Regions from separate parts of the Mus musculus genome. Here region 2 is linked to region 1. A link is a loop called in an ENCODE intact Hi-C map of the cell type or tissue named here. Cell type or tissue: heart. All regions are shown on one strand. Region 1 overlaps Pde11a (phosphodiesterase 11A). Region 2 overlaps Pde11a (phosphodiesterase 11A).

Region 1 (5,000 bases):
ACTATAGGGAAAAAAATCTATATTTTTTTAACAGAAAGGAGGAATTTTTATATTTCTATTTGTTAAAACCAGAAAGATCAGAGAAAATAATAAAACCAGAAATCTTGGAGCATCTAGTAGGTCCTGACTCTTTGTTATGGCTTTGGTTCTAGCTTACTTATTGAGTGCTTATTGAGCACATACAAAGTCATGGGCTCAATCCCTCAAACCGTTAAAATGGAAAACAAAAGACCTTTTGGTTGGTGAGCCTTTGAAAAGACAGGCAAAACAGTAGATAGTTTCAGAAGTTAGAAAGCTAAAGCTTTCTCTTACTACTGATGAGTGAATTTAGTAGTCAGAAAAATAGCCTGCCTCAGGTCATTTGTTGCCAAATCCCAGAGCCAGTCAATGCTACCTTCCATGGTAATGCATCTTTTATACATGGAATCAAGAATCTTGAATTACATTCTCCCCTAAGGATTTATATACAGTTCGTGTTGATGAAGAGGGAGAATCATTTTCTTCAGCGGTACAGCCACTGACAAGGTGCCCATGTTCTTACAAACAAACATTTACCCATGCTGTAAGCAACCCTAATGAAACTCATTAGGACAGACAGACAGACAAACAGATGCATGCATGCACGTGCACAGAGAGGAAGAGAAGGAGGAAAAGGAAGCAGAAATAAAAGGAGAAAAGAAAAGAAAGTTCAGGGGGCCTAGTTGGGAGGAAGAAGAGAATGAGCAAGAGGCATAATAGAAGGTAATGGGTAAATATGATTGATGTACACTGTTCATATGTATGAAGATGACATACATACCAGTGCTGTGTTTAATTAACATGGTGATAAAATATTATTTAACATAGGCAGATTATCCTCAGTCATTGGAATAGGTGCTAGGTAATCACAGGGGTCTTTGTAAATGAAGGCTCTCTGGTGAGAGAGGCATACATTAGAGTCAAGTAGTTTGGGAGGCAGCCTGTCATTGCCGGCTTTAAAGACAAAGGAGGGAACCATGACCAGGCAATGTGGAAAACTCTAGAAACTGGGAAAGGTGAGAGAATGGAACCTCTCCTAGACAATCACAGGGGATTAACCTGCTGCTGTTTGAAGCCACCGAATTTATCGTAATTTGGAAGAGCAACATTAGGACACTGGTATAGGGATTTAATTTGAAAATTAGTTCCAGAAAAGATTTAGCAGCAAATGAAGAGGCAAGCAAAGCCATCAAGGATCCAGGGGCTGAGGAACTGGAGCTGAAACTCACAGGAAACCGAGAACCTCCCACGTTAAGGATTTGTGAGAATTTGAGCACGGTTGCATTGCACTCCCTTTCAGTCTGTGCCTCTTTGATCTGTGAATGGCACAGGCATGCTGCAGTCAGCTGCTAGCAGAGTTCTCCCCTCTGCAGTTACCTGGGAGGCTCTGACCTCACCAAACCATAACTTCAGGTCACAATAAGTCACTTCTGAAAAAACAGGGATAGGAAAAAAAATGAAATCGTTTAAGATTCAAGAAATACACACATTTGCACACGCATACACAATTCACACACACACACACAATGTCATGTTGCCAAACCTGGTCTTGAATTCCTAATCTTCCAATTCCTACCTTAATTCTGGTATTACAGAGGTGCATCACCATGCCTGACTTCCAAAAACATTTAAGATGAAAAAGGAGTTATTTTAAGTGTTAGTTCAGGGAAATAGTGTTGCTTAAAGGCGATTTCCCAATTGCAAATTCATGTCTACCTCAACCCTCAAAAGGAAACTTCATTTGGACATGAAGATAGAATTAGTTAGGCATCTTGAAATTAAATGAGGCTAAATTTAGACTCATTGGCCAGTCCATCTAGTGACTCATGTCCTTCTGAGAGAAGTAGAGGCAAAGGGCCAAGTGCCATGTGAAGGCAAGAAGAAATTAGAATATGGTATCTTCAAGCCAGGAACACCTCCCACCCCCACAGCATGAGAGGAGACATTACTACTCTTTTAAAGGTAGCAGTGATTTGTTCCAGCTATCCTAGGAGGTTAATACACTAGTTATTGAATGCAGACAATAAAATTGATAATGCCTATTCGATATTTTTCTAGCAAAGGAGTCCCAGGAACCTATGATTCTGTGAACCCCGTATTAGCATGATAATGCTTTTTTATTTAATTGCAGAAGGAGAATTAACTGTCCTTGAACGTCTAATGGCTGTCAGACTTATCTGGTCTTAGTGCCAAAATGCCCATGGAATTACTCTTCTCATTTTATAAATGAAGAAATTGAGATTTGGAGAGGTAAAGTGTGTTGCACACACACAGTTTTAAGCTAGAAAAATCTTAAGCCAAATTCTGAGAGTAATATTTCACTCAAGGACCTCCCTCCCTGTGAGCTTAGGCCTGGAAGGCATTCCCATCAACACCCACTCTGTTAGGACCAAGACTGCACTGTCTAAAAATACTTACATGCCCAGGGGGTGCTTACAGAAGGACACAAGACTGGCATGTGGATCACGAGTCCAAAGCCTGCCTGGGCTACCTAGTAAGACTCTGTCAATACAAAGCAAAAAGTTAAACAACAAGAAAGTTCTCAAATTGACCAGGGAACCATTAAGAAATTTGTACTGTGACCAGAGTACTTAGCCATATTACAGTAGAATCTGGCTAAGCCACATTAAATCCTGAAAGAAAAGGAAAGAAAATATGTCTTGAAAATGCCTTCAGCAATTTGATCATTATAGCATTTTTGCATCAATTCATCAATTTAAAAAATGCATGACAATTCATTTATTACTGAAGTTTTGTGCTTTGGCCCTGTACTCCTGACTCAGCTCTGTATCGAAAGACTATGAAGAGGGGCCTCAGACCTCACAAGAGACTTTATGGGGGGAAGTTAGTTTACATGGATGCTTTAAACTGCAGAAACCCAAGTGCACATAAGAGATGACACACTTAAGGAAACACAAAGACAATAAAATTCAAGTTGTCTGAATTGTTAAAGTTTTCTCTTCCAGCCTGGTATTACGTTCTGAATGCTCTCATCATTAGTCTGATGTTTTCTGACTTTCATTTAGGAAAGTCGGGACACCTGAGACAGCCTGAGACAGTTATATTTTTTTAAACAATAAAGAGCTGAAGCTGGTAGATAGTCGATTTCCAAAGGAATACGCATTCACTAGCTGGCCAGACACTGTCCTTTGTAAGCCCAGGGATGGGGATGTTTGAATGGCACTGAAAGTCAGGATGGTGACTGCTGTGTAGGTGACAACTATGGCACAGCTATCGACTCACAGATATTTGTACTGCCACTTTGTGTTTTGTACATTGTTGGTGCTACCTGGCGGGGTTTAAATGCTGGTTAATACTTTCAACAACATTGCACACTAAGGGGCTGGAGAGATGACTCTGTGGTTAAAAGCAATTGCTGTCCTTGCAGAAGACCCACAGTTGGTTGCCAGCACCCATGTGCTGGCTTACAGTCATCTGTAACTTCACATCCAAGGGACCTGGTACCCTCTTCTGGCTCCATGAGCACCAGGCATACAGGCACATACATATGTACATACAAATATTCACACATAAAATAACATATAAATCAATATTTTAAAAATTGATTGGCTCAATGATGATGTTGAAATAAAAAGTTACTGTTTTATTCAAACACACGTGCACCAGGGGGACTGGGAGATGGTACAGTGAGTAGAATACTCTTCCTATAAGGCTAAGGAGCAGAGTTCTGATCCCCAGGACCCACATAAATGCCCAGTCAGTGGTATAGGCCCAACTGCATTCCTTGAACTTGGGAAGCAGAGATGGGATCTCCAGAAATTTGGCTAACTAGGCTAGCCAGACAAATGAGAGCACTCTGGACTGAAATGAGAGACCTTGCCTCAATATATAAGATGGAGAGCAACTGAGGAAGGGAACAGTTCTGATCTTCACATGTGTAGATACACACATGCGCTTGCATGCCTCACATGTCCATACGTGTGAATACTCACACACATGCACCCACCACACACACACACACACACAAACATCCCCTCCTCCCCCAGGCAACAAAGCCTACATAAGTAAGGAGTACAATCGGATCGGAGTGGCGAAAATATTTCTGTTGAAAAATCTCGCCATAATACAGAGCAGCAGCTAAAGAAGAATTTCAAAATCAAATGAAGTGGTGTTGTTTTATCACACAAATGCAAACAAAATGGCCTTCTGCCACGTGCCAAGTCATGCATCCAAAGGCAGAAGACAATGCCCAAGTTCTCACCATAAACAAACAGAATTTTAAAGCGGTGTGAGCCTGGTGTAATCAAATCTGTGGATTTCACGGGGATGCTATTAAAATGTACAACAACACTTTGTGAAGATTTCTAACTAATTGGAAGCTGTTTCCTTTCCAGTGACAAGCAATTGAATTGAGGAAAGGACAGGAAGCTTTGAATTTCATTAGTGAGGAGATGCCGAGACAGTCTCGCTGTCTCTCGACATGCTTGGCAGTGACGGGGACAGTAAAACAGCACCAAGAACTCAGGTCACAAATGTAGCATTTCATCATGATGGTGTGAATAACATCACAGTCCAAACTTGCCACTGTATATAATTTTAAACAACAAAGTCACCCCAAGTGGCCCAGGCAGAAATTTGACCTCTGGTACCCTGCCCCGTGTCATCAGTTATTGATGGTATATTGCAAGAGTGAAGAGGCTTCGCAGATTTAATTGAGGTTACTCATCCAGTAATGTTAAGGTGAAGATGTGCTGGCTTCTCTAGATGAGCCATGAAGAATAAGGCTTTCAGCCAGGTTAGGACAGAGGAGGCCAGAGAGACAGCCAAAGGAAAAGTCAAAGATTTGAAACATGAGTTGTCACATGTGGCTGGCTTATAAATACAGGAGGCCCAACCTTGCTTAAACATCAAGGAAAGCAGAACCCATCTTATTACTGCAAAACCTAACGACCTATGTGAGCTGTATTCTCCTTGGAAGCCTTCAGGGTATGCAAGGAAACACAGTAAAGGAACAGGGAGCA
Region 2 (5,000 bases), 100 kb before region 1:
TGCCTGGAAGACAGTCTTCTCCTGACTGCCTTCAGATCAAGAATCAAGGTTCAATCCATTATCGTCATGGCAGGAAGCATGGGAGCATCCAGGCAGGCATGGTGCTGAAGAAGGGAGCTAAGAGTTCTACATCCTGGTCAGAAGGTAGTCAGGAGAAGACTGGCTTCCAGGCAGCAAGGAAGAGGGTCCCCACAGTGAAATGCTTCCTCCCACAAGGCCACACCTACCCCAACTAGGCCACACCTACTCTAACTAGGACACACCTACTCCAGCTAGGCCACACCCATTCTAACTAGGCCACACCTACTTCAACTTGGCCACATCCACTCCAACTCCAACTAGGTCGTGCCTCCAAATAGCTTGTCCAATATATAGCTTGTCCAAATAGCTTGTCCTTGGGACAAGCGTACTCAAACCATCACACCTTTACATTTAAGATTTTCCCTAACAGTTTAATTTTTTCTCTTGTATTCTTCACTTATTCTCAGACAGATTATTTCTTAGAGTCAATCCTATTTTTTTTTTGCTCCCCAAATTATGTTTTTTTCTCTTCTGTGAGTGTTTCATGTGCTCACAGTATCATTTTATCTTCCAGGATATTTTAAAAAAACACTATTGGGACTAAAACACTGGTTGGGACTTTATCAGACAGGGCTGATAGATTATGTTCATCCAGGTGACACAGTTACACAATATTTTATGTTCACAATTTCTAGCCTGGTTTTTTTTTTCTTGCAGAGATTCTATGCACCCAATAGTCATAGTTAAGAAAAAAAATTAAAAAATAATTTCTAGAAACGTTTAATGGAAAGGGATACTATCTAGCTGCCTCTACCAAATGAGGAAGGACAATGTGACTTCACATCTGTCCAAGTGATATTTACAGGGATATTTACAATGCTATTTACATTGAAATTATTTCATCTATGTCTTGGTTAACACTAATGTCTCAGGGTCAAAGGGAGATTCCATGAAGGGACACAGGGAAACTAGCTGGAAGAGGGCTTAACTCATAGGCCTCCCTCCTCATGAAGAACTCTCTGACACATGGACAGTATGTGGGGCTCAGGCAGGTCTCAGGGGAAAAATTCCTTTGCGTAAGTCAGTAGTTCTTAACCTGTGGGTTGTGACTCACCTCAGGACCACATATCAGATATCTGGTACATCAGATGTTTATGTTACAATTTATAACAATAACAAAAATACAGTTATGAAGTAGCAACAAAATAATTTTGTAGCTAGAGGTCACCACAACATGAACTGTGTTAAAGGGCAGCAGCACTGGAAGGAGTGAGAACCACGGGTGTGACTTGTTTCTAAATTTCTATTCGTTGGAACTTCCAGGTTGCTAAATTTGTAGACATGACAGAGAGAAAGACAAGGCAAGCATAGGGAACAGAAGCCCGGCCCTTCCCCTCTAAGCTGGCTGCTCGTTAGCTGCATATTCTGTAATGAGCCTGTAAGACAAAATGACAGATTCCATATATGAATAGGGAAAGCCCAGACCATTCATGACGATGTAAGTTGGAACCACTTCTATCAGTAGCCAGCCTGATAGTGGAGGATCAAAAAGACCCTGACTGTAATCTCAGCAGCAAAGAGCTAAGGGCAGACAAGCTCTGCTTGATGACTAGCACATTGGTCCTCATCCAGGCTTTTGTCTACTCAGAGCCAATAATAAAATGCTCCCTGAGCTATTACCGAAGGCCAATGTGTTTTGCATTATCTATTCTTCATATGCTACCCTCATGCCAAAACCTCAAGCCAGAATCCTGTTATCATCATAGAATATGCTGATTCTGCCCTCTGAGGCTGTCCAGTGCATGTGGTGGCTGACCTCTTTGTAGCATGACCTCAGTAGATTTCCTGGTTGTTTTTATTAAACAGGTTTTTATTAATGCATGTCTATATGCCAGGCACTCTTTTGGCACTGGGGTTTAATTTCAAGTTCATGACTTACTATTAATGAATATACTGTTTTTACTTAATTCTTTAAGATTATCCTTATGCTAGTTTGTACTCTACTTATTTTATTTTCAGGTAGGTCTCGCCATGTTGTCTTAGCTTGCTATACTGGTCACGTTGGTCTCGAACTTGTGGTGAGCCTCCTGCATCTGCCCTCCTGAATACTGAGCTTACAGGTGTGCCACCACAGAAATATATATATATATATATATATATATATATATATATATATATATATACACACACACACACACACACATATATATATAATATTTTATTTTATATTTTCCATTTGGGTCATTATAATGTTTTCTTATTTTCATTTTTCTGTATAACATTGTTTCACTGTCTTGAATTTGGACTCTTTCCAGCTATTACCTAATTCAGTCTGGGTCATGGTACATTCACTGCATATGTATATCATGTTGCATAATATAATTTGTATTTCTTGATGTTTCAAGTTCTGGCTTTTGAAGACTGTAAGTTATGTGTGTGTGTATACCTGTTAAATAGAGTCTTAAACACATTTCCTTTTGCTTTCTTACTATTTCCCTGGGGTGTTCTCCACAGACAGAAATCTATTGAGTCAAAAGGCAAGCCAAGTCTATGTCAGCAGAAGCTTTTGAAAAACGTCTGAACTCATGTAGAATGATGTGAGTGCTGGACAAGACAGAGAGATGACTCGGTATTAGGAGTGAGTACTGCTCTTGCAGAGAATCTGAGTTCAATTCCTAGCATCCACAGAGTGGCTCACAACAACCTGTGACTCCAGCTCTAGGGAATCTGATGCCCTCTTCTGGCCTCCATGGGCACTGCACCCATGGCCAGAAACCCACATACAGACACACATGTTTAAAAATCTTAAAAAGCAAGCAAACAAACACCCTTTAAAGTCCAGATGCACATGTAATTTCTGACTTGTCTACAGGTAAGGAAACAAGGGAACTAAAGGTTCTGGAGGCAGAATGGCTCCAAGACAGACTCACGTATTTGTTCCTTAGCCCAATGAGCTTGAACAAGTTGACTGAACCTTCTGAGCCTCACAAACAGAGTTGCAGTGAGGAGGGAAACAGAAAGCAAACATTTAGGGTACCTCTCATTGCTGGACAAGCCACAGCTTCCTGGCCATCATTCACACATGTAAATTTACTGTGTAATTAGCATAATATTACTTTTGTCCCCTTAACTTAAAATTCCATTTTTTAATATTGCAGGTTATATATGGCACGATTTTAAAACACGCTGAGCTATGAAAACTAGCAAATACTTTTAAAAAAATTTAAAGGTATTAACTCATTTTGACTTAAAGTCGTGGTGAATAGGAATGTATGTTGTTTCTTGAAAGCTCTGAGCCTGGGGACAAAGAGTCAGTGGCTACGTGGTGTTGTGCAATAATTATTGGGAGAACTTGGGCAGGTCATTGGTTCCTCCTCTAGCACTTACCTTCATCTGGTGCAGTGATCGGCACCAGGAAGATGGTTAGCCAGTCCTGTTCTATAGCTCTCATTTCAGTGACTTTAATACCATCATGTGCTTTAAAAGTCTTAGATAATTAGCAAGAATTTAATTTGCAGAAGCAAAGTGAGAGGTTTGCATGAATTCCAGCCTTGCATATGCATGTATTAATCATTTCAGCCACACACTGGCAAATGACTAGTTTGGTAATTCATGCTGGAGGTGCACATAAAGGAAGGCCATGTAGAAGGGGTGGTTGGAATTTTCTGGTTCACTTCATGGGTTCCAATCAAAGGTTCCTGTGTTCCAGGGCTATGTATAAGCTATCTGAATTAGGTTCTATGATTAGAGTCCTTCCATGCAATTAACTTATCCCTTTGTTATTCAAAGGGAGTAGAGGGAGACATTACTTTTGCAGGGTAAAATTACGAGTTAGAGAGAAGCAAACCTTAGTGATCTATTAAGACTTTTGGGCTCCTTAGCATGACAACTGGGAAGTGACAGCGAGCATAGGTTCTTATCCATCCTTCTAGGCCATGGATCCTTTGGTGGCAAAGGTGTTGCCTTTTGTCATATTGCATAAAGCAGAACATGTCTATTGTCCAGAGGCAAATGTGAACAGTCTTGGCCTGACATCCTATTGTGGTTTGTGTTATGGAGTTTCTTAGCCTGTGGTCACCTCCTCTCAGTTCATAATTCAGAGCGTTCAGTTATCCTGATACATTCATCTTACTGACATCTTTTGGAACTGGGATGCTGCTAACAGAACTCAGCTGCTGAGGACTGGCCATCTTCCAGAACTTGTTACTGGCAGTGCTGCCTTGCCAACTGGCATTGAGGAGGGTGCCCGGATGGTGTTAATGAGTCTCCACAGAGGCTCAAGTTTGCAACGAAACATAAGCATGAGACTCACAGACAGATAATAGGGAGGATTTCATAAGCCCTTGGCCTCACACTTCAAAATTCTGTCTGCTTATGAGGACGATATTTAGCAGCTATGAGATATGGAAGGGACAAGATATCAGGTCCGCCGTGTTGAGGAGGAGGAGGAGGATGTTGAATTCATTACAATGACAGGTTGGTAGTCTCAGAAAGCTGAATACAATTCATGCAGGCTACTCACATGGGGTTTGGCTAGCATATGATTGATTTCTTTTTAATTTGAATATCTTTAGACATGGCTGCAAGCTGCAGTCCTACCATCCTAGTTAACTCCAAAACAACTAATCAACTTAATAAAGCAATTTATTGAGAGCAAAGATAGATGGATTTCTTCATCTTCTAAATAGGTTCTGGAGAAGGTGCTTTGTAAAAGACCCTTCCCAGTACACAGTTCTTCAGCAGTAGTCCTCAACCTTCCTAATGCTGCGACTCCTTAATACAGTTCCCCATGCTGTGGTGACCCCCCCAACCCTAAAATTATTTTCAATGCTACTTCATAACTGTAATTTTGCTACTGTTATGACTTGTAATGCAAATTATTCGTGTTTTCCAATGGTCTTAGGCAACCCATGTGCAAAGGTCATCCGACCCCCAAAGGGGTCATGGCCCACAGGTTGAGAATTGCTGATCCATAGGGA

What was found. Peaks named below come from ENCODE experiments on the same cell type or tissue, not always from the same donor. Only the 100,000 strongest peaks of a DNase experiment are listed, where the experiment ranks them.
Region 2: a loop joins it to region 1, with 2.1 times the contacts of the local background. A loop is called at or near these places in 2 of 42 quality-filtered maps.

The regions. Positions count from the first base shown.
Region 1 is chr2:76,182,745-76,187,744 of GRCm38, reverse strand. All of the region lies in intron 5 of Pde11a (phosphodiesterase 11A), which reads left to right. Among named protein-coding and RNA genes, the nearest start is that of Gm52518, 150 kb to the right of the region's middle. In heart, no CTCF peak of the experiment used is centred here; a DNase peak (open chromatin) is centred at 2,444.
Region 2 is chr2:76,283,121-76,288,120 of GRCm38, reverse strand. All of the region lies in intron 2 of Pde11a (phosphodiesterase 11A), which reads left to right. Among named protein-coding and RNA genes, the nearest start is that of Pde11a, 53 kb to the left of the region's middle. In heart, a CTCF peak has its summit at 2,780 (motif pointing left); a DNase peak (open chromatin) is centred at 4,260.